Regions from separate parts of the Homo sapiens genome. Here all the other regions are linked to region 1. The links are chromatin loops, found by intact Hi-C in ENCODE. Cell type or tissue: dorsolateral prefrontal cortex. All regions are shown on one strand. Region 1 has its middle 19 kb from the start of LINC01690. Region 2 has its middle 7.9 kb from the start of OLIG1. Region 3 overlaps LOC101928107 (a long non-coding RNA gene).

Region 1 (8,000 bases):
TATGATCTCACTCATATGTGTGTGTATTTTGATAAAAATATACAGGATGAAGTTTCAACAGTGGTTCTTTCTAGAAGTGGAGATTCATTGACACCAATCATGTATTATCAATAAAACATAATTATGCAGCCAATGGAAAAATAAACTGTAACTTGGGGAAGCGTGAGAGTTGCTTGGTCCCCTGTCCTCTCCTCATCTAAGGATTATCCTTGGGGTGCTCCAACAGAGGCGGGTCTGACCCTGGGCCTTCCCCATGTCTGCTGGCCTTTCCTTTGCCAAGACGCAGAAACGATGTGCCTCTGGTGAGACTCACAGTGAATCCAGGAGGCTGGACCAAGAAGAATGTGACACAGGGCAGTAGCAAAAGCACCGAATTGGGAGTTAAGCAACAGGGACCCTTTTAGCCAGCTGGGTGAGTCCAGGCACATCCTTTACCTCCCTGGGAGTCAGCCCCTTATGGGAAAATGAATAAGCCTCCAGCAGCTTATGGACCTTCAGAAAGAAACTCACTGGTGAGGCTACAAAAAACATCATGTAAATAAAGCTCTGCGCATCAAGCCTGTTGCGTGGTAGGTGTTTCAAGAGTGACAGCTATTGTGTCGTCATTGTGATTCTTCTCAGTGAACTGCAGACATGAGGATGAGGGGAGATGGACCACACGAGGGCTACAGATCTGGGGTTTGTGCACTTCAGAAAATCTTCTCAACCGATAAAGTTAGTCCAGTCTCTGCATGGGCTAGGCTCAGAACTTATTTCTTGGTGAAATCTCTGCTCCCTTCTCAACTGGCTTCATAATACCATGACACTTCAGTTTCCGGAAGCACACTATCTAGCCACCTTATGATATAGGATCAAGCCAAGAAACTGGAAAGAAGCAAACAAAAATTAAAGATCTTCCTATTGTACCAAATACAATGGTTGAAATTCATGCCTGTCACAGGAAAAATATTTTGTTCCTAATGATACTAAGTTATCATCTTAATAATAACTCATATTTATTGTATATTTACTACACTGCAATCCCCATTGGGTGCTTGATGTGTATTATTTCATTTAACCTTCTCAATAATATCCTGGAGTAAGTATTATTTCCATTTCCATTTACAGGCACACAGAAATTAAATAATTTGCCCAGGATCACAAAGCCAGAGTTTTGACACTTATTCTTGTTACACCTTGTTAACAGCCTTCACAAGCCAATAGAAACAGCAGAGTAGAATGAAGGCAAGGTGCCCCCACAAGCTAAAGTGACAGCTGAAGGACACAGAAAAGCTATAAAAGCAGGCACCAAACCTCCCAGACCATCATCCTCAGGGTCGCGAGGCGGGAGGGCAAGTCATTGAGAGGAAGAAGAATAGCCCGCGGGTGCATTGTGCTTTAGGGTTTACAGAGCACTTTTGCACATTCTATTTTATTTGAGCCTGAGTCAATTAAAAAAAGTGCAATTCAATTTGGTATCTTCTGTTTAGAATTGAGGATGTGTGCGATGCATTTGAGGAAGTATGATGGATATTTTTGAAAACTTATGGCTTTAAAGGAGTGGGAAAGATATTTATTTCTTGGAACATTAATTTTGGTAAATAACTTGATATGCCAAGTTACAAGGTGCCTGACATGTATAAGGAGATGTCCTTCCTGGCTGGGAGCCAGCAGCAGTGAGGTGGTATTATATATGTTATACATAAAGTGAGCTTCTGCAGACTTTAAATTAAGAATGGGAAACTCATTTTTTAGTAAAATCACCCTCACCCCTCCCTCCTTCTTAGCTATGAATCATGGCGGTTTTCTTCCTTCTTTCCTTTCTTGCCTCCTTTCCTCCTTCCTTTTCCTTCCTTCCTTCCTCTTTCCTTCTCTCTTTCTTTCCTTCCTTCCCTCTTTCTCTCCTTTCTCTCTTTTCTTTCTCATTCTTTCTTCTTTTTCCTTCCTTCCTTTTTCTTTCTCTCTCTCTTTCTCTCTCCTTCCTTCCTTCCCTTTCTCTCTCCTCCATTCTTTCTTCCTCTCTTCCTCTTTCTTTTTTAACTTATTTTCTTCCCCTGGCTCCCTCTCTTCTTCCTCCCTCCTTCTTCCCTTCTTTCTCTATCTCCCCTTCCCTCCCTCCCTCCATCCTTTTCATTTCTCTTCTTTTCTTTTTTCTCTCTGATGGTGTCTAAGGCTGGAGGCTGGCAGACAGAAAAGTGCAGGAAGAGGTGGGTATGAAGCCACAGAGGACCTGGGTGAAATCTCCTGGCAAATTTGTGAGGCAAGAGGGTCTGGCTCTGGACTCTGCCTGAAAACACAGCGGAGACCCTCTGGGATGCTCTAGGCTCCCATCTACTCAGGATGCCAGCTACCCCGGCAGCCCTTTTCCGGACCCAGAGGCCTCTTGATCGCTCGTGGGGTTTGGGGGAGGAACTCTCCAGCAACCAGTCTCTCCTGGGCTCTGCTCCACAGCCTGGCCATAATTTATCGGTGGGGGTCCCAAGCCGAGGAGGCGCTGTATGTTTTTGTTTTCAGGGTAATTTACAAGGCAGGCTGCCCTGGTGGTCACCTTCCCCTCTGCTCAAGGAGGTGAACACAATGTCTCTATCTTGGTCGCCACGGAAAGGGTACTTTCTCCGAGGGCGCCATGAATCGGCCGGCTGCGCCCCTGACAGGCAGGCAGGGGGCGATTATCTGGGCCGATGAGAGCCATTGACAAAATGGAGTGTGCCATCTTCACAGCACAAACGTCGCCCTGGCCATAATACCCTCTTAAGGAGACCTCAAGTGGCCCAGTCTTGTCACCGGCTCTCCCAGGCACACCACCAATCGTTTGTCACCGCTGCTGGTATTTGCAGGGAGGAGAGGGCAAGAGAAAGGCAGGACCCGAGAGCATCACAAGAGATCTCCGCCCTGTGGCCTATTGTACTTCATCTCGGAGACAAAGAAGGCTCCAGGCCTTTCTCCAGCAAGTCGCTTCAGCTTCATCAATAAATCAGAGGCCAGAGAAAGCCATTCAGATATGGCTGAGGCCTCCTGAAGGCTCTCTCCATAGAGCCGCTTTCTGGAATATGCAGGATATGAGAGATTTTTTAGTCGAGCGCATTTTGTTTTAATTCCCCCCGCCCCGCGTTCTTTGTCACTTTTCTCCTTTCTGTCCCCTCGGTGTGGAACAGAAGATGCGTTTGTAGGCCTGAATCGGGGGGATTGTTCCAATCATCAGACCATTCACGCCCGCCCCTCCCCTGTTGTAAAACACAAGCCCGGGCCGGGGAACAGCGGCCCCATTGTGCGGCGCCCATGCCACCCAGATTTCACCTCAGCCTTCGCCGAGCCCCTGTTTTGTTTCCAGTCAAAAGAAAGCATTTGCTCAGGGGAGGGGAGGGGTGTTCCTATTGCTTCCACTAACAGAGAGGTTAAAGGAAAGATTGATGGGAGAAAGTTCACCTAGAAAACCAGGATACATTTCTGGCCGGCCAAGGCCAGTTGTTTCATTGTCCTGGGGCCATGTTTTTTGTTAATTATCTCTCACTCTCTCCTTTTATCAAGGAGAAAAGTAGCAAAGCAGGCAGAAAGAAACAGGATATAGGGGTCAGGGGTCCCCCTGGGCCACCTAGGTATTCCATTTGAAATGCTGGGGCGGGCAGGGCCGAGGGTGAGTCTTGCCTGGCTTGGGGTGGAGAAGAGAGGCGGCCACCAAAATAATAATTAATTTGATCCCGTTACTTATGGGGAAACTTCCCACCCTTCACCCCATTCGCTGGCCTCCCTGTATCCTTATTCTAACTCCCAGGGTCTTTATCTCCTTTCCAGCTCCAATCCCCTGCTCATTGCCTCCAACACACACACACACACACACACACACACACACACACACGCACACACATGCACACACCCATACACACACATACACTCTCTCACACACACGCACACATGCACACACACGCACACACCCATATGCACACACATGCACACACATACACATTCATGTATGCTCACACACATGCACACACGCACACACATATGCACACAGACGCGCGCATGCACACGCACCTGCACTTTTTCCTTTGTAATTTTAAGCTCCATGCAACTGTAAGGGTGATTTCAGGAAGGGCGGGGGTAGGGTTGTGGGGGGAACAACGAGAGAAAGGCTAAGAAAGTTGGTCCAAACAAGAACATGTTGTCAAGGGAATAAACCTTGGTGAGGGTAGGCATGAAACCACAGCTGCTGAATTTGGCCAGCCTCAGACGCTGGTGGTAATGACAATGATTCTCAGTGGCAGGGCCCCAGCTCCCAACATAAATAGGGCTCAGCCTGAAAGGGGAGGAAATGGAACAAAACATTTCCTTGGGTACCACTGGCAGAGAAATAACATCAATTTCAATTTGGGGAGGGCGGGAGGCAAAGAATCTGCCTGTTTCCCCACAGTAGCAAAGGCAAATTCATAACTCGCCAACAAAGTACCTTTGAAATGCAGCTGCACTCCACGAACACACTGCCTTTTTCCACCCAGAGAGACAACCCTGTCTTGACCAGAAAGAAGGGGAAAAAGAAGAAAGCACACACTATTGAAAACCCACAAGAGAGGGAAAAAGAAGGGAGGAGGGAAGTTGCTGGGGGCTGCGGGGCAGGGAGGGAGGGGAAATGCATGGATCTTGGCAGATGCAAATGATAAGCTTTACCTAGTATAATGCAACCTTCTTTGCCTTTCCAAGAGGAGGCCTGTGATGAATGGCCACACAGATTCTCGGGAGAGAGACTGCACACAGGCAGCTGGTGGCCAAAGGCAGCCATGTGGCCAGGAAGGAAGGCCACTGGACAGGCCCCGGCCTCCAGGTACCCCTTGGTGCTCTTGGACTCCAGCACCTGCAAGGAATGGAGCAGCTGCTGCCTCCTGGGAAGAGGGACTCTGGTGGTGTCAGAGCCAGGGTCCCAGGAGCCCAGGAATGTGTCTACAAGACAGCACTTTGGGATGAGTGATAGTCATAAACTGGGCAAGTCCAGCTTCTACATTTAAGAAAAAGATTGTCAAAGTATGAATAGAAAATTAGGCATAAACAAAAATATTCACTTAAAATGAGAAATGAAATCACAACAAACTACAAAAGTTAAAAGCCGAAAAATATCAAACATCACAGAATCCAGAAATACTGTGTGTGTGTGTGTGTGTGTGTGTGTATGTGTGTGTGTGTGTGCATGCAAATGTTTCTTTAATTAGCATCTGGACACACCTCTGCAATACTTTTCCACAGACTGGCTTCTCACCTTACACATTTTAAACGTTGTTTATCCTGCACCACCCACCTGTTTCTGATGCTGGACACCAAAGGATGTGATTTCTGACCCTGCAACCCCCTGTCACCATTCTAGGAACTCCATTCAGTGGGTAACAGGTGTACTCCTGGAAGCTGTTTCTATGCCCGAATGACCAGCAATAATTCAACCATGGATAAGCGACAGAAAAGCACGCAAATACATCCCACTCACCCAAACCGGCCTCCCGATCCAGTTCCACTTAGCCACATCCCAAACATGCTCTCGGCCACTCCAGCACCCACAGACACAGGGAAGTAGGAGAGAGAGGAAGGAAGTCAGGCTGCAAAGCACTGAGACAGCATCTTACTGCATTGGGGTTAAAACATCTAACAGATACAAATTTTACAAAAACATATGACCATGTGAACTGTTGGTGGGGCCCTTCCCAAGCCTTGGAAGATGGTGTGCAAATGAGCATCCTTAAGTTTAAGTTTTATTCTTGTCACAATCAAGCTGCCTCTGCCCACGTGGCTCATGTGGTCAATATCAATGTCTGCAGGTCTGGGTGCTGATCACCTTGACAGTGCCTGTCCCCCGTGGAGCCTTCCCTGATGCTCTCCAGGGAGAAATCCCTGGGCCTTATTAGGGTCTTCCTAACCTTCCACACTGCACAGACCTTACTGGGGTCCCAGGGCTACAGAACATGGACTGGATTGTGTTCCCACATAAGCACCCATAGCAGCAGTCAGAATGCCCAGCACAACATGAGACTCAATAAATATGCGTCGAGAAAAAAAGAGAACAGGGCCAGGTGCGGTGGCCCACGCCTGTAATCCCAGCACCTTGGGAGGCCGAGGCAGGCAGATTGCTTGAGTTCAGGAGTTCAAGACCAGCCTGGTCAACATGGTGAAACACCGTCTCTACTAAAAATACAAAAATTAACTGGGCATGGTGACAGGTGCCTGTAGTCCCACCTACTCGGAAGGCTGAGGCAGGAGAATTGCTTGAACCCGGGAGGCAGAGGTTGCAGTGAGCTGAGATAGCGCCACTGCACTCTAGCTTGGGTAACAGAGTGAGACTCCATCTAAAAAATAAAAAATAAAGGGAAAAAGAGAACAGATGAGCTGCACTACATAAAATCCCAAGGTTAGCTGGCTTATGTGAAGAAGGTTTATACTTCCATGTCCTGCTTTGGGGTGATGCAGGAAGGAGATTCGGGATGAAGTGTCAGTACCGACAGAAATAACCTGCTATAACCAAAATGGTTTCAGTGGTGCTTTCCAAGGTCCAGAAAAGAAATTCCTAATCTACCAAGTGCCCAGTGACACTGTCCAGCCATAACCCCATGCTTACCCACAGTGCCCGAGAACCATTCGTTAGCTGGAATGTCCTTTACCGAGCATATCTATTAGGGTGCTGTGCTCTGGGCTAGAAATTGCCCAGTGGATGATGAGGATAAACCTGAGCATTTTGTAGAAGCTCATATGATCCACCCAGCTATCCAATCAGGTAGACTCTTTTATTAGCACATGATGGACAAGGAAACAAAGGTCTCAGAGAAGTGGCTTGTTCAAGTCACATAGCTATTAGGAGACAGGAGTTGGAATGTGAACCCAGATGTGCTGGAATACACTGATGAACTCATGCCCCAGCTGGGAAGATAGCATGGAAACACGTTAGTATACAATGGGCTGAGTGCGCCAGAGAAGTATGTACAGGGTGCTCTTCAAGGCTAGGGGAAGGAGCAGCTGATTTTGCTGGAGAGGGAGATAGGAAGAGACTGGATATTGGGGATATGGTGATGAGTGGGAAGTTTCTCTCTTTCAGCCTTCAGCCTTCCCCTTCCCCAAGGACATAGCTTTGGGGCTAGATGACTTCCCAGCCTGATGTGCAAGTCAGATTCATGAGTGTTCCAACATGGTTTGGAGAAATTCCACTTGAAATTCCAGTCTTGGTCGTCTCTGTGACTATCAGCGAGGTGCCCTGTTCTCAATCGGCCATTGACACTGGTGGGTCCTCTCTGGAGATGGACAAGCTGTTTACCAGCCTGCAGGCCCCTCACTCACACAATTCCTTACTCTAAATGAAGGGACCACTCTGGCAAATTGCCACGTCTTTCTCTAGTTCACCCTTCTTAGTTACTTGACCTTTCCACCCTTCCACTAACCCCCTGGTTTGGCTAGAAAGCAGCAGCTCCCCAGAAGGGCTGAAGGACTCCAGCCTGACCCCAGCCTGCCCCCATGGGGGTCACCATCAATGGCACAGTCCAGCAGCAAGCAAGACTGAGGCGACTCACAGCCACAAACAAGTCAGCAATGAACTGGTTCAGTCACAGGAACTCAAAGGATACCTGCTTCCGGGTGGTTTTTGTTTTGCTTTGTTTTTTGAGACAGAGTCTCACTCTGTTACCCAGGTGGGAGTGCAGTGGCGAGACTATGGCTTACTGCAGCCTTGACTTCCCGGGCTCAAGTGATTCTCCCACCTCCCAGCCTCCTGAGGAGCTGGGACTACAGGCATACACCAGCATGCCTGGCTAATTTTTTATTTTTATTTTTTAGAGAAACAGAGTCTCACTTTGTTGCCCAGGCTCATCTTGAACCCCATGGGCTCAAGCAATCCACCCTCTTCAGCCTCTCAAAGTGCTGAGATTACAGGTATGAGCCACCGCACCTGCTGCCCTCTCTTCGGGTTTGGTACTAAATAAAAATATCCCTCCCTTACTTTTCTGATGGCTCTGGGTGCATTTTCTGGCTCTTTTTCTTCTCTTCTTTGTGGGTGGTGGTGA
Region 2 (8,000 bases), 100 kb before region 1:
CAAGCGATTCTCCTGCCTCAGCCTCCCAAGTAGCTGGGATCACAGGTGCACACCACCACACCCGGCTAATTTTTGTATTTTTAGTAGAGACAAGGTTTCACCATGTTGGTCAGGCTGTTCTTGAACTCCTGACCTCAAGTGATTCACCCGCCTTGGCCTCCCAAAGTGCTGGGATTACAGGCATGAGCCACTGTGCCTGGCCTAATTTTAAAAGCAAACAAAATCCAAGTTTTTCGGGGAAGGGGATGGAGTTATTCCAGCTGAAGAGGCTGTTTAGGGTTATCAAGGGTCCCCGCGTTCACTCATGCCCATTGTGCCTTTTTACAAGGCCCATGGCAAGCATTTTTCAAATGAATGGATTGATTTTAAAATCTGAGTGTAACACTGAACACACTCCGGAGTCTTTCAGACAACAGCAGCATTAAAGATAAGCTGTCTGTTCCTTGTCTTGGTGAACCATCTCCCAAGACAAGATTTAAGATTTTGGTGTGAGGGGCAGCAGTTTGTTGTGAGCATCAGCCATTGCTTGGAAAACAAAACCCCTTTATTTTTCCAATTCAGGTGACATGGGGCCATGTTCCATGGCTCACTATGTTTGATTTTCAAGGGTGCTGTGATTCAGTGGCCCCAGGAGTCAACAGGCTTCCCAGCCCGGGGTGATATGCTGCCACCTGGTGAGGGGGGAATGGGGGGGTTGGGAAGCACAGAGCCAGGGCTGAAGACCTAGGCCTGGTCGAGGGGGGTGCTTGCCCCCACCCCACACACACCTGCCCACCCTCGCCCAGATGGGGGAAAAGCTGATGTTAGCTCACACCCCAGGCTTCAGACATTGAGGCCAGAAGTTTGCTGGATGGGATGGGCCCCAGGACAACAGCTCACTCCAGCCTCACCACCTGCTGTCTCTCTTGTTGGGCTCAACACAGGCCTTAGCACAGGCCTGGCACTAACTAGCATCCTGAGAAAATGCTCAGCAAAAGTGCTAAGCGCTATTATTGCTACTGCTACTACTAGGACTATTTCTAGAGGTTTGCTTAAAGCAAAACAAAACAAACTCACATATGTGGTATCACAAATCCTGCATTCCTCACGAGGAGCTGCCCCACAGGTCTCCCCAGTAACAGCTGAATGGAATAGGAGTCATTCCCTCAACAGAGGAAATGCAGCTCCCACCCAGAGTGGAGGGGATGAGATTTGCCCGTGGACATGTCTACAATGATAATGGTTCCAGGAGCTCTGCTGAGCCCTTGTGTGCCTCATTGAATCCCATGAGATCAACACATTATCACCCCCATTTTACAGATGAAGATGTCAAGGCTTAAAGAGCTAAAGCACAAGGTAAGGAAGCTAGGAAGGGTGGGACAGGGATTTGAAGGCAGAGACCTCCTGATGCCAGGGCTCTCCACCAGGACACAGCGCCACCCCTGTGACACCCTGTCACACTGTCCTGGAATCAGCCAGCAGAGGCAATGTCTGTGGAGATTTGAATTCGCCCAGTGCCTGGCTGTCATTTCTGTGAGCTAATATCAGCTTTTCCCCCATCTGGCCAAGGGTGTGCAGGGACAGTGGGGCAGCTGTGGGAAACTAGGGGGAGGAGAGCAGGGCGTTTGCTGTTGGAATCTGAGAAAAATTGGTAGCACTGCTCCTGTCTGTATTTAAACATTTTATATTTTGTTCATCATGAATTTCTGCATCAATTTTGATTTTATATATATACACACATATGCGTGTGTATATACGTGTGTGTATATATGTTTATGTGTGTATGTATATATATATTTTTTATTAAAATATATATATATTTTATTAAAATATATATATATTTTAATAAAAAATATATATATTTTAAATTGAGACTGAGTCTCACTCCAGACTGGAGTGCAGTGGCACCATCTCAGCTCACTGCATACCTCCGCCTCCCAGGTTCAAGAGATTCTCGTGCCTCAGCCTCCTGAGTATCTGGGACTACAGGTGCCTGCCACCATGCCCGGCTAATTTTTGTATTTTTAATAGAGATGGGATTTCACCATGTTGGCCAGGCTGGTCTTGAACTCCTGACCTCAGGTGATCCACCCGCCTTGGCCTCCCAAAATGCTGGGATTACAGGCGTGAGCCACTGTGCTCAGCCTTTACAAAAAAATTGTATTAAAATACTCTTTATCATGATAGCTGAGTTTTTTGGTGCCCCCTTCAATTTTGTGCCCAAAGGAAGTGCCTCACTTACCTCATCCTGGCCCTATTTGCTTCTCAAGGCCCACTTTCTCCTTAAGACCCAGGTAGCAAAAAGCAGTTCTAATCTAACTATTGTATTTTACTTTGGGAGACAAACTTAATTAACTTAATCAGAATATTTTTCTGACTCTGTCCTGTCAACCAGTTTGAAATGGCAAATTAATTAATGAGTCTGAACCAAAATATAGTTACTATTTAAAACCTTAACATTAATAAAATCTTGGTTCTCCCTTCCCTTCCCTTCCTTTCCCTTCCCTTCCCTTCCCTTTTCTTTTCTTTCCTTTTTTATTTTAACAAGTGTTTCTGTGTAGGAAACACAGGCTGAAACCTGCTTTGGGTAACATGCTCTGAATTTAGATGACCACAAAATCTATTTTGAGAAATAATCGCTCACTTATTAACCACTCACTCGTGCCAACACCTAGTAGGTGGGCGCTCAATAAGTGTTTGTTGGCCAAAGGAATGACTATTGGGGACGGACCCCAGCCTCACTGGCAGGGAGAGCCTGGCCCCCAGCACCTTGCCGGGGAGGCTCCTCTGGGCCTGACTGAGCCCCATTCAGCCCCCATGTGCAGAGGATGACTCAGCCTGTGACTTCATTCACCCAGCCTGGTGTTTATCCACTCACCACAAACCGGTTGATACTGTTTGGAGCTACCCCGAGGTGACGCTCTGCTGGTGGAGAATGACATGCAGTCAGCTTGTGGCCTCTGGGGCCAAAACAGCTGAAATGCTGTGGCTTCTGAAGAACCCATTGTCTGCTAGTCAAGCGTGAGGACAAGGAAGGTTCTGGTGCTGCCCCCCAGCTCCCTCTGAGAGGCATTTTGGCTTCCATGTGGGTGCGGGACAGACCACAGCAGGGGGCCCTAGCAGGGCTCTGACCCCAAGCGTGGAAGAATGGACCCTGGCATGGGGATCCCTCATAGAAGCCCCTCAAAAAATACTGTGGGGGTCCAGATAGAGCTGGAAGGAGCTGAGGAGTTTAGAAGGCAGCTTTGCTCATTCCAAATGCATTCTTACTTGGTACCATCTGATGCTGTCATGGACCCTCTTAATAGATTGCAAGAGAAGATGGGAATGACGGAGCATACACTGGTGCTTTTTTTTTTTTCTTTTGAGACAGAGTCTTACTCTGTTGCCCAGGCCAGAGTACAGTGGTGTGATCACAGTTCACTGCAGCCTCAGCTTCCTGGACTCAGGTGATTCTCCCAACTCAGCCTCCCCAGTGGCTGGAACTACAAGCACACCACAACACACCATGCCACTAAGTTTTTGTATTTTTTGTAGAAACGGGGTTTTGCCATGTTGCCCAAGCTGGTCTTGAACTCCTGGGCTGAAGCCATCCTCCCATCTCAGACTCCCAAAGTGCTGGGATTACAGGCATGAGCCACCGCGCCTGGCCTCACACTAGTGCCTTTGAAAGCAGCTGTCACAGTACACATCACCATGGAAATAATTTCCAGACAATGGAAAAAATTCTATCAGTGGCAACAAGAAAAGCATTGGCAGGTACAATAGGCACTATGCTTAACGGTTTATCCCACTGCCTCATTTAACCCCCAAGGAGGTGGGTCCTGTTATTACCCTGACCTTACAGAGGAGGAGACTGAGGCACCAGAGCTCAAGTAGCCTACTGAGGTCACACATGAGCCTACATGAGCCATGGAGTGGAGTGACCAACTGGAGGCACGACCAAATCGGGCAACACACAGCCAGGATCTTAAAGGGAAGAGATGACCAGGAGGAGGGAAGACAGGAGGATGGGAGAGGAGATTGGTGCCTGATTGTGTTTGGACACAGTAGGGTTCTTATGAGCGGAGGATGGGAGGGGGAAGGTTGAGCATCCATCTCTCCCATCTCCTGTGGCCAGGTCTGTTACAGCAGCCAGCCCTGCACGCCTTCCCCAACAGCCTCGCTGGGGCAGTTCATGGTTCAAAGCCTACAGCCCTCCATCTGAGTTACTGTGAGTCTGTGTGAATATAAAATACAAAAGGCATCTCTGATGCCCTCACAGCCCCTAGAACCATGGAGACCATGGTCATAAGTGAATTCAAAAGTTGTCTATTAAACGGGGTGCTGTAATGTTCCATTTTATTTTTTCCTACACTGGACACCTGTGCACTGATAGAGACTCATATATAGGCTGTACCTTCTGCCCATGGCTGTGGGGAACCAGGACTGCAGAGGAAGCATGTGAGTGAAGCCACCGGAAGCAAGCAAATGGAACAAAACCAGCACCACGACCACCACCACCACCACCACCACCATCACCACCATCACCACAATACAAATACTCTCTTTGATTGGTCCTCTGGGTAGATAAAATGTTATCAAATCACCTCCAAGCTTTCTTTACTGATTCTTCATCTGCTCAAACTATTTTTTAAGATTTGAACAGAATGACACCTAATGATCACTGTCTGAGGAGTTTAGGGTTTTTATTTTCTTGCCTGTAACACTCAGTGGTGACCAGGACGAGGAGCATGTATGTGTTGAAGGGTGCGGGCTGCGTGAAGCCTCCCTTCTGCCCCATCCGCAATCCCTGACATCTCACTACTCACATTCTTAGATCAGTCTCCGCCAGGTCTGAACATTTTGGAAATAAAAATCAGATAAAAATGAAAAAGTGAAACTGAAAAAAAAAGAAAGCTAAAAGTGAAATGACCTAAAAGAATGACCCCATGGTCTCAGGCTCAAGAAAGAGGAGACAGGGAGTGGCGAGACGTTGACGCCTGGATCATGCATTGGTTAGACATGCAATTAATAGAAGCAGCCACAGCCAGGCATGGGGCGGGCACTGGGGTACAGGTGGGGTTTCCCAGCCTTGCCCCAAGAGCTAAGGGGAGGAAGGAAAATGACCCCTCTCCACATTACAGCAATGACAGAGAGGACAACCCTTGGGGGCTCTCTTTCTTCTAGACAGAGCCTCATTTCTTTCTGTGTCTGGCTGCTACAACTTCCCTGAACTGGCTTCAGCTTCTTCTGTCTCTGTATCTTCATGTTTCTGTTTTCTCATCTGTAAAATGGGGATAACGCTGGTGCCTACAAAATGAAAGCATGCATGTAAAATGCTTACAACCCTGCTTGGTGCCCGATAACACAATGAGCTCTTATCAGCACCATTGTTATTTTTATTTCTGGTAGTAATGCTCTGCCATTTCTGCAGAGTAGCTTCTCCTTCCCACCTGCCTGCCCCCAGGTGAGTTGGCTTTTCTTTTTTCTTTCTTTTTAACCTCACAGACAAGTCTTCTCATCTGCTCTTGTGATTTTGAAGTCTCCAGGTCCTATGACTTTGGCATTCTCTAAGGAGCTACCCACATCACTTAGAAGCTTCTGGGACACAACAGCCCTTATTGAATCCCAGTGCTGGGAGCCTGTTTCCTGGGCCCCATGGCTTGCCTTGGACTGGTGCTCCAGGTACAGGGCCTGTCAGGGGCGTCTGTCCTCTATTTCAGGCCACCACTGCAGAGGGGCCTGTTGGGGAATCACTCGTGTCCATGAAAAACACTCAACAAAAAGATGCCGACGACGTTGACACAGGTTCCAGCAGGGTCAGAATGTCTAGTTTCCACATGAAAACACTGTGAGGCAGCCAGGAGGAGAAAGTCTCTGAAGCTGTGCCTTCAGAAGCCGTTTTCTCCTTGCACCCTGCTGCCCTTGTCTGTCAGCCGTCTGCTTGCTCACTTTCAGAAACTCGAATGACAAACCTGCAACCGTCAGAGGATCTCTCACAGAGGTGGCCTTGCCTCTGCCACTCCCTGTCACCAGTCTGGGCCTCTCTTGGGGCTAGGGGGCGAGGCTGCCGAGAAAGTTCAGGTGACTCAACTGCAGTCAGGTCAGCCAGCAAGGGATTTGTCCTGAGCCTATCTCTCCTGGATGCCACCAGCAGGGCCAGCCTACAGGCTGAGCAGAGAGGCTGGAAGAGACCAGAGGACCGAGATTTTCCAGGGGAGGGCAGAAGAACATGCTCAGCTCTGGGTGGGGACCTCCTGTTGGGATTCCCATTCCTTGTCTCACCAGGACAGACCAAGGAAGCAGCCCGTGCTTCCCCAAAGCAGGCGCTAGTCCCTGGCATTACTGCCTCTGACCACCTGTGTGGCTTTGACTGTGGTTCCCGACCATCCTGGGCCTCGGTTGCCTTATTCAGTAGGGAGAAGAGAGAATGGATGATTTGCAACTGCCTTTGCCTGCCAGCATTCATGAGACTCAGATATGATTTGGTACCTGCGGCCTTTGTCCCAGGTAGTGGCCTACTTGCGTGCTCTGTCCTCGGTGGTCACCGCAGAAGGCTTAGCATGGACGTAGAATGCATTCTTTTTGCTTTCAATCAAGGCATTCCCCCCCCACCCCCACCCCCCCACACACACAAAAGCGTCATGCAGCCTGTAGTGTTTAAGGACTTGGAATATTCAGCTCCTTGTCCTGAGCTCAGAGCCTGGCCTGTCAACAGCAGCAGGAGGGAAGGGGGAGAGTTTGCGGAGAGCTCCTAATCCCGTGTGAGCAGAAAGAATGTGGTTTGGTTTCTTTTCAGGCATGTCAGCTTTTACGCTGGGCTTAGTTAAAAATGACAGAATGGGAACTGCCTTAAGAATGATTTTCCGATGTCTCCATAAATAACGAGACTAGTTTGTGTGCAGGTTTTGAGGAATATCTTGCTACTCCAGTTTTGCACGTTAACTGGATCTTACTTGGAAACAGTATTTCTAACGTCTTTCCCCACACCTAAAAATCTGCTGGAGAAAAGTGAATTCATGTTTTTGAAAAACATGGCATTTTTCACCCCATTGCTTTGTGAGCCTACTTCAGTGAATGTGGTAATCTTCTTATTGAATATTTATTGTGTGTGCAGAAGAGAAAAGAGGCAGTGAAGAAGCAGGAAAATACCTTCTGAGGGAAATATACTTTCCTAGTCAATGCACTGCATACCCAGGGAGCAAAAGTGTCAATTGAATGACTCTTCCCAACCATCACCTTGCTCTTGGCAAGTTCATCAGGTATCCTTCTATGGCAGAAAAGAAAAGCCCCTTTTTTTCCTGGCTGGCTTCCTAAACACAACAGGAGGCTCCAGGGGGTCTAGTTAGCAGGCTGAGGCTCTCTTGTACCCAGCCTCACCTGCGTACCTAAGCATTCAGGAAAGACCAAACACCTTAAAGTGGAGTGCAAGATGGAAGCATTGTCGTTCATCTTCTAAACTTCAGTAAGTGGAAACATTTTCCATGATTGGAGAGGAGCCTCTTCCTCGAAGCAGCCACTTACCCTCTAAGCTGTATATTTCACAAAGTTAAATTTTTATGTCTAGTGTCATCAGTTTCCCTTAGAGGAGAACATCTGTAAGTAGACCATCACTGCGGGCTAGGCAAATCCCATCGTGTATTGATTCTGCCCTCTGTCTACTGATTGCTCACCTGGACTCCAATATATATAACAATATAATTTCTCAGGGCCTTGTGTATTTTCCCATTAGGTTCAGTTTACTCTAATTGCCAGGACCTCACTTTGGTGGTTGGCTGGATGCAGGGAACTTTTTTGGCAGTGAGCCGTGGGTTCCTTCTCATCTTGCTTCTGAGCTCTTAGAGTGCCTTTCTTGAGGAACCTTACTAAGACCCTCCCAGCTGTCCCAAACCCTTCAAAGGCTAGCTTACACTTGTTCCTTCTGAACAAAGCCCACTCCAGCTAAAATCAAGTATGGTGGACAATTCAGCTAGCTCCTTTGCTGGCGTGACATAGCACTGAACATTTCTAAAAGCAGCTCCATGCTCTAGAACACACAT
Region 3 (8,000 bases), 140 kb before region 1:
CTGGGTACAAGCGAGTCTCCTGCCTCAGCCTCCCGAGTAGCTTAGATTATAGGCACACATCACCACGTCCGGCTAATTTTTGTATTTTTAGTAGAGATGGGGTTTCACCATGTTGGCCAGGCTGGTCTCGGACTCCTGACCTCAAGTGATCTGCCTGCCTTGGTCTCCCAAAGTGCTGGGATTACAGGTGTGAGCCACCATGCCCAGCTGGCATTTGTGACAATTTTATAAAGAGTTGTTTCCTAGGCTCTGGGTCCAGTTTGTGTTCTCTCAACTAACTGGAAAAAATCAGCTTTCATAATTTCAACCAAACAGCTTCATTTCTAGAAACCCACCAGTGTAAGTGCAAAGATTACTCCTAAATTATTTGCAAGCAATTAAAATCTTGGGATTAATTGGAACTGAAGCAAAAGGAAAGAAATCATTTTAAGATATCAAGCCATCCCTATGACTTTATACTTAAGATACAGCAACTGTGCATTCTCATTTTTTAAAAACAAATGACTATGACTGCTACAGAAATAACAATAGACAATTTTGGCCATTTTCATGCCTCATGAAGAAAGCTCTACCTCAGAAATAGGAAGAGGATAAGCCCACTAGCAGTGCAGTTTCTGATCCAACTTTGCCAAATAATTTGGCAAGGGTGAATGCTAAATGGTAATAATGATAAAAATGTTACTTTTTTTTTTTTTTTTTGAGACAGAGACTTACTCTGTCACCCAGGCTGGAGTACAGTGGCTCAATGTCTGCTCACTGCAACCTCCGCCTCCTGGGTTCAAGCGATTCTCCTGCCTCAGTCTCCTGAGTAGCTGGGATTATAGGCATCTGCCACCAAACCTGGCTAATTTTTGTATTTTTAGTAGAGACAGGGTTTCACCATGTTGACCAGGCTGGTCTCGAACTCTTGACCTCAAGTGTTCCACCCGCCTCGGCCTCCCTAAGTGCTGGGATTACAGGCATAAGCCACTGTACCCGGCCAATAAATGTTACTATTATCAAGGGTCAATTTTTATTTAAATGAGTGACTGGTATTCTGGAAGCTGTTTTCCCACTGAAATTCCAGGAGTCATAGAAACAATGTTACCATTATCTGTTATCATTATGGTAAAAGCTTCCATTTATTAAACCCTCACTATATATAAGGCATTATGATAAGCATTTCTCATCTATTTTCCAAATTTAGTTTCTGTGAAGAAGGAAATGTTATCCCTTTTTTACACCTGAGGATGGGTGCTGAGCAGTTAAGTAGTTTGTGTGAGATGACAGGGCTGGCAAAGTTCACGTAGGAATTCACCCTCCCCTGTCCATCTCCAACAAGGTGCTGCGTGTGTCATATCTCAGGTGGCTCTGGCCGCAAAATGGTCCAATACCTGCTTGCACGGGGAAATCACTGAGGGATCGTATTTTATAAAGCATCCTGTGTGCAAAATGTTTTATGCATAGGGGTGGGTTAGGGTTTCTCGCTCTGAAAAACAAAACAAACAGGAATTGGAACAGGTGGAAGGCTTAAGCCGAGCCAGCTTTTTGGTCTGTTCTTCATCATGTCTCAATTTCTGTAATGAAATTTTCCCACCAAACAGCCACACAAATGCCTTGGTCGTGGAGACTGAATTGGGTCTTTTCCGGAGAATGACACTTCTTCCATTGAAATGGCCCCTTTCTTGGACAGGGTGCTGGAGTGTGTGTGTGTGTCTGTGTGTGTATGTCTGTGTGTGTGTGTGTATACTTGTTTGCCTCGTGAAGCGGGCATTCAGGTGGCGCAAGGCTGAGAGTGACTTGTTTGGCTATTTGTGAAGAAGCTGGCAAACTTGGGCCTTCTCCCTGGCAGGGAGGAGAAAGGGCCGCTTGTTTCTGAAATATCAGCAAAAAGGCTGGTGCAGGTGGGGCCCCCATCAGTGAAAAGTTGTTGGAAGCAAAGGCTGCAGGTGCTGCCTCGGGAACACGGACGTGTGCTTCCTGGGTAGGGCGCGGGAGAAAGAGGACTGCCAATCGCCAAATAGAACCACACTGTTGTCCCAGGGGTGAATGAAAAAGATGTTTCAGTGCTGTGGACGGATCTGGATGGTTTGCCACGGAGGACAAAAAGTCTCCTATAAAATTCCATTTACATAGTCCTATCTCACTTGGGCTTTTGGTGACCAGATTCAATTGTGCTGGTGTCCCCTGTGCAGTGTGATATCATAGCTTCAGAGGAAGGCTTTATTTAGAGGTCACACTAGTTTGTCCTGGGGATGTAGTCATTTTTTGTGTCACGGACAATGTTTTACTGTGGAGATATGAGCCAGATGGCTCAGCCACTTGCAGTCCGGAGCTAAACAGTGTCTGTATTGTTGGCGAATAAACAGAATCTATTGTTTGCTGCTCATGAAACTCTAGTGCCCACCACTGTTTAGAGATGAAGTATTTAATAAATTGTTAGGTCTCGCTTAAAGAATCTGTAAAACAACATCTCAGAAGGACACAGGCCTCCAAAAATATAAATCTCATGTGTTCTTAAAAACAGCAAGAACAACAACAACCTTTCTCTTTGGCTTTCTTCCTTCCCCGCCCCCTCCATCTCTTGAGGCCATTCACTCTTACAGTAGTGAAGGCTCTGATTTTGTTTCTTTCCCATGGCAATCCATATGCTAATATGAGCTGTAACCCTTGTGCGGGGTGGTGGGGGGACAACGTGACGCTTGTGCTCGGCCCCCTCCAATTTTCTCACCCCCTCCAAGCCATGGCTACCTATTTGCCAACACTGAACAGAACAGTGGAGCCTTATGGGGTAGCACGTGTGTCACGGAAATGCGGTTTGGGGATGAGCTTCCTCCCTGCTTCCTGAGATGATACTCTGAAGATAAAAGGTGTAGTGTCTGGCAAGCTCCTCTCACATGCTGAATTGGCCTCACTCAGTGGGGAAATCTGCTCACTCACCCCAAACAACAACAAAACAACAACAACAAATAACACCACAGCACAGCAACCTGGAAGGACTGAAAAATATTTGTTTCCTTTTGCAGAATGAGTGTAGAGTGTCACTTTCTGAGCATTTACCACTCTTGGCCTTCCCCATCTTTTTTTTTCCAGCATGCATCTTGTCTTTCTAAATAAAGCACACTTTTCCATTTAACTTCGCCCAGCTGTGGCTGGGTATATTGCAATGTCAGAAGTATTCGTTTCCTGCCTTAATTGCAGCCACAGCCAACCTTGACTGGCAAGGAGAAAGCCACTGACAGGTTTGGGCTGTGTCCAGACCTCCTCAGACTTTCTGTCAGCCAACTGTTTGACAGTATATGCAAATGCATGCAAATGCAGGGACACTGGCCGAACACCTGCAGAAAGTGACCATCTCCACTCAGGCTTGGCCTCCCCTGTAACTGGGGGTTTTGAAATGCTGCTTGGTCGCTTTCTGTCAGTTTATTATGCATTTGTCAGCAGAACGTTGGGCTGATAAAAACACTCCTCTTTGTCCTGAAGAGCCGCAGAGCTCCATGTGGAGCTGCAAGTGCCAGGGCTAGTGGGATGGCTCCTGGCCAGCCCTTGTGAATCCTCCCCTCTGTCTGCAGGACCCGAGCGGCAGCATCCGAACTCTTGTGGGCTTGCCCGCATGGAGGAAGGCCTTCTGTTTCCCTGGGTGTAAAGATGTAGGCTCGATGGTGGGGCAACAGAGCGAAAGGCTGGCTCTCTCTAGCAGCTGGAACTTGGCGACTTTGAGGAATAATATGTCCTGGATTTTCAAAAGCCAAAGGAAAATCTGCCCGGGCTGTCAGGGAATTGGAAAGGGGGAGAGGGCCCGCCACCTCAAGCAGGAATGGAACTGCCAGCCACACACACCCCCTCCAGACTGTGGGAAGACAGCCAGGTGGCACGACTCCGGCAGCCACTTGCCGCCCGGCCATCTCGGCTCCCATCTGCTTAGGCCTTCTCTCACTTCCCACAACTTCTCTCTTTAAGAGGTGCTAAGACCAGCCCGTCAGCTGCGATTTAAAAGTGTATGTGAGACTTGTGTGTAGTTTTGAGTTTGGCCTTTTTGAAAGTAAGGCAGGTGACCTAAGTATCGTGGCTCTAAGACCGTGAAGATCGGTGGACCGGACCCAGATTCTGGGGTCTTCCTCGAGCCATCAGTGAGGGAGAAGTAAGATAGGGACACTGCAGACTGGTGTCCTGTGTGGTCCTTAAACATCGACCACCAGAACCGGGGGAAGCATTTTGCATTTCTTTGTGCAGCCAGGCGTTGGTTCTTCAGAGTAATAAGTCATCTGGGAATGGTTGTGCAAAACAGGTCTTCGAAATCTCCCCATCCTCTCTACTTAGAGGTTGGAAGCGCCTTGAAATCTGGGCAACTTCTTGTGTATTTTTGGGAACCTGAATATACACAACCTAAATATAGGAGCTTGGTGTCTTGAGTATAAATCTATAATCAACTCTGGCAAAATCTGAGGAGTAAGCAGGTATTGCTTGTAATGAAAAACCGGGCTGGGCATGGTGGCCTGTAATCCCAGCACTTTGGAAGGCCGAGGTGGGAGGATCGATTGAGCCTAGGAGTCAAGACCAACCTGGGCAACCATTTAGCAAGACCACATCTCTATAAAAAGTAAAAAACTTTAGCCAGGTGTGGTGGTGAATGCCTGTAGTAGTCCCAGCTACTAAGGAGGCTGAGGTGGGAGGATGGCTTGAGTCCAGGAGATCGAGGCTGCAGTGAGCCATGATCATGCCGTTGCACTCCAGCCTGGGTGACATAGTGAGACTTTAAAAAACAAACAAACAGCTGATATCAGTGTAGACTGCTGATCCAAGTCATTTATACTCCAAAATGGATTGTTCTTTGGCCTGAGAATCATTTTGCCATTCATGCAACTAACATCAGTCAAATAATTGCCTACTGTTTCTTGTATATTAAGAGAAGTGAAAAATCATGGTGAAGTCTCTTGAAATGTTTGACCCTGCAGTCTTTTCTCTCTCTAGAAGGAAGAGGCTGATCTTTGGGCTTTCCAAAAGCTGCAGTTCTGGGACCTGGGGGAAAATTGGAGTGCCTGGCTTCCAAACAGGCATAATGGCTCTCTGCAAGACCAAGTATGTACAAACATCCCTTGAGCAGCCCTGCAAGCCTGATGCTTCACCAATGGGCACCCGGGCTTCATAACTGCTGAAAATCATGGTGTTGATTATCAGCACAGTGACGGTGCCAGGTGCTGCGGAATCAGTGAGTTTTCTAATTATTGCTTTATTGCCAAGGGAGAAAGGGGCAGCTTAAACTCAGAAATGTATGTATTAGGTGCCTGTTAAGTACCCACAATGAGCATCTGCTGTTATGGATAAACTGAGGCACAGTGGCATCAATAGAAACAACTCAGGGCATACAGTAGACCAAGGCCATTCATTGTTAGCACTAGGATCCCAAAGCCCAGGTGCCAGTGCCTCCACCTGCCTCCGGTTAAATATATCACACAGTACGTGCAATGAGAAAAACTCTTGCTGGGACCAAATATCCACAGAAAATCGGGGGGATCTGCATATCAATGATAAAGGTGATTTGAATTAGAAATATAGGAGGCTTCAAAAAGGGACAGAGACGTGATGGAGGAGGCCTCCAATCAGGCCCTCAGTTCCTTTGAGAATCCATGAGACTGATACTGTGTGTGGTTGTCATAATATCACCAAGGAACGAAAGCGGGAATTTCATCAATGGAGATTTTAGACATTTTCCTAACCCCAATGTCTGGCATAAGGGTGATTAGATCCCACTCCTCTGTTCAGAAGGCCAGTGCAATTTCTATGGGTATGGTACCAGTTTTGTTTTACTGATTGGAAAGAGAGTTTGATCATACTAGCAGTAATTCATAATGTATGGGCATCTCTTATGCAAATGAGCCCACTCTTTGCCTTAAAAAAAAAAAAAAAGTCCGGAAAGAAATAAAATGCTACATAAATGGGACCGCTTCGTTTCTCTCCTGCTTGTTCTTTCCCTCTTTCTCTCTCTCTCTCTTTTAAAAAGTAAACCGAAGGTAGTTGTATTTAAGCAGCTTTAATGTCCTTTCAGGGCTGCGCACAGGGTTGTGGTCACTCAGGCAGCAGTAACTTTGAAAAAATGACCCGTCTACACCCAAACAATAACAGAATCCCCCTTTTTATGTTGGAAACGCCCACGGCTTTCTGTGCATCTCCAGACTCCCCACGTAGATGCAACTGTTTGACCAGCCTTCTACTGAACAACTTAATTAAGCAAAAGAAAACGTGTCAGTTTCTGCCAACCTCACAAAAACAGAGCTGTGGGGGTAAAAAGGGTCGGCGAATTAACCCACATTCCTGAACGGGTTCACTAAAGCGAGGCCTGGCTTTGCAGCAATGCCAAGGGGAACCGTGCGCTGGGTTGCCATTCAGATTTATCAAGACATATTGTTCTGTAGATCATACTGAACACAATTAAAGCTGCAGTACCTCGGGGGGCTACAGCTCGGGTGTGAGCTTAGCTTAACTTAAAAAAAAAAAATCTTGTCACGACACGGTGCCTACCATTGACATTCTGCACAGTTACAAAGACAAAACAGTTCTATCCGACCATATGAAAACAGCAAGTTGTTTTTAGTTTTTTCCCCTCTTTAGTGTCCCTGCCCTCCCTCTTCCCCCGTTTTCCCTCTCCATGAAAGCACATGCAATATGCAAAGCAACTGTATACTCTGCATGCAATTTGTACTAGCCAGACCCAACCCGAATTTAATCCTTTTTTTTTTTCTTTTTGTCCTGAGGGCGGGGAAGTGTCCCAGCCTAAATCCTTCTCTGGAAGCTGGGAAAGCAGAGGCCCCAGGAATCCTGTTTCCTAGCCAATTAAATTTAGTTTTCTTTTTTTCTTTTTTTTCAGGCTTGGATTTTGATTTTGCTTCCTTTATGTGAAGCCAGGAGAGAGCTTAGCGCCCAGTACTCCGTGCCCCACCCCCACCACATCGCAGCCTCCCACAGTCACCAGGAAAAGTGGGGGCTTTCAGCGGCAGCCAGAAGGAATTCAGAAACATCACATTTCATTTCGGGAAGAATTGGATCAGCACCAGTTTGGTGTTGAGGCCATGAGATTGTGGCATTTTTATCCCAAATTTATCCTCCCTTGGTCTCTCTCAGTGTGTGTGTCTGTAGGAAGTCATCGTGTAGCATTATGCTATGAAGAAAGCATCCCACACTTATTCAATTGCATCGTCCCACATTCTGGATCGGGAGACACAGACTCAAGTCAACCTGCAGCTGCCTAATTTTGCAGGGAAGCAGCCATCCTGATGTTTGCAGGTTGGAGGCCTCCAAGTGACACACATCAGGAAGAAATGGGCTCTCCAATCCCAGATGAGCTGAAACACAAACGTTTTCTGAGGGAACAGTCAGGAGTCCTATCTTTCTGAGCCCTTTTCGATGCAAGCAACCATTGATGAAGAAGCATTTATGCTTGATACCTATGGCAGGTGTTCTTCGGTGTGGAGATGTTGTCAATGAAAGATTCAAAAGTGGTTCAATTATCAGAAGACCCTATTTGTTTGCTTTTGCCCAGCTTTTGTTTGCTCTGTCACTCAGGGAGAATATAAACAACTTTGGCGAGGTAAGATGGAAAAACAGCCGGTACGGAAATGTTCGATGGACAAATGAGAGGACTTGGCAGAAGTTTGGCTTAGAAGATGAATGATAGAGCCCCGGACAGAATGCAATAGTGGCAATAGGCATGCATTCTTTGCAGATGTGCACCGAAGGCTACAGGCTACTGTGTCTTTTTCTTCTGGCTTCTCTCTTGAGCTTCTGACACTGCACAGAAAGTGGGTCGGTCCTCTGACAGGCTTGAAAAATGCAAAAGTTTACCACCAACTGGTGGGAATACATGCAACACATGCATAAAACAGAGCATCAGTGGTGAAATGCAGCCTGCAGTTTCTCTCCGACAGTTATCCAGATAGTTCATCTCAAAATAATGATTTTGCCATAAACATACAGATATTGCAGGCAAAAGCCATCACAATTCAAAAGCCGTAACAAGAATGGCT

Evidence for each region. Peaks named below come from ENCODE experiments on the same cell type or tissue, not always from the same donor. Only the 100,000 strongest peaks of a DNase experiment are listed, where the experiment ranks them.
Region 2: a loop joins it to region 1, with 1.8 times the contacts of the local background. A loop is called at or near these places in 1 of 110 quality-filtered maps.
Region 3: it touches region 1 in a loop (2.8-fold over the local background); 1 of 110 quality-filtered maps calls a loop at or near these places.

Annotation. Positions count from the first base shown.
Region 1 is chr21:32,973,709-32,981,708 of GRCh38, reverse strand. No RefSeq gene overlaps it. Among named protein-coding and RNA genes, the nearest start is that of LINC01690, 19 kb to the right of the region's middle. In dorsolateral prefrontal cortex, CTCF peaks have their summits at 3,028 and 3,283; DNase peaks (open chromatin) are centred at 1,643, 2,674, 3,188, 4,218 and 2 weaker places; H3K4me3 peaks cover 1,133 bases; H3K27ac peaks cover 5,902 bases; H3K27me3 peaks cover 1,080 bases.
Region 2 is chr21:33,074,022-33,082,021 of GRCh38, reverse strand. No RefSeq gene overlaps it. Among named protein-coding and RNA genes, the nearest start is that of OLIG1, 7.9 kb to the right of the region's middle. In dorsolateral prefrontal cortex, CTCF peaks have their summits at 2,824 and 3,023; DNase peaks (open chromatin) are centred at 1,462 and 2,911; H3K4me3 peaks cover 1,374 bases; H3K27ac peaks cover 7,673 bases; H3K27me3 peaks cover 1,561 bases.
Region 3 is chr21:33,111,574-33,119,573 of GRCh38, reverse strand. It overlaps LOC101928107 (a long non-coding RNA gene), which reads left to right. Exons shown (of 3, transcript NR_109961.1): 2 at 4,951-5,188; 3 at 6,845-7,870. Among named protein-coding and RNA genes, the nearest start is that of OLIG1, 45 kb to the right of the region's middle. RefSeq lists an enhancer at 3,668-4,202. In dorsolateral prefrontal cortex, no CTCF peak of the experiment used is centred here; DNase peaks (open chromatin) are centred at 2,003, 2,693 and 3,533; H3K4me3 peaks cover 2,005 bases; H3K27ac peaks cover 6,425 bases; H3K27me3 peaks cover 1,792 bases.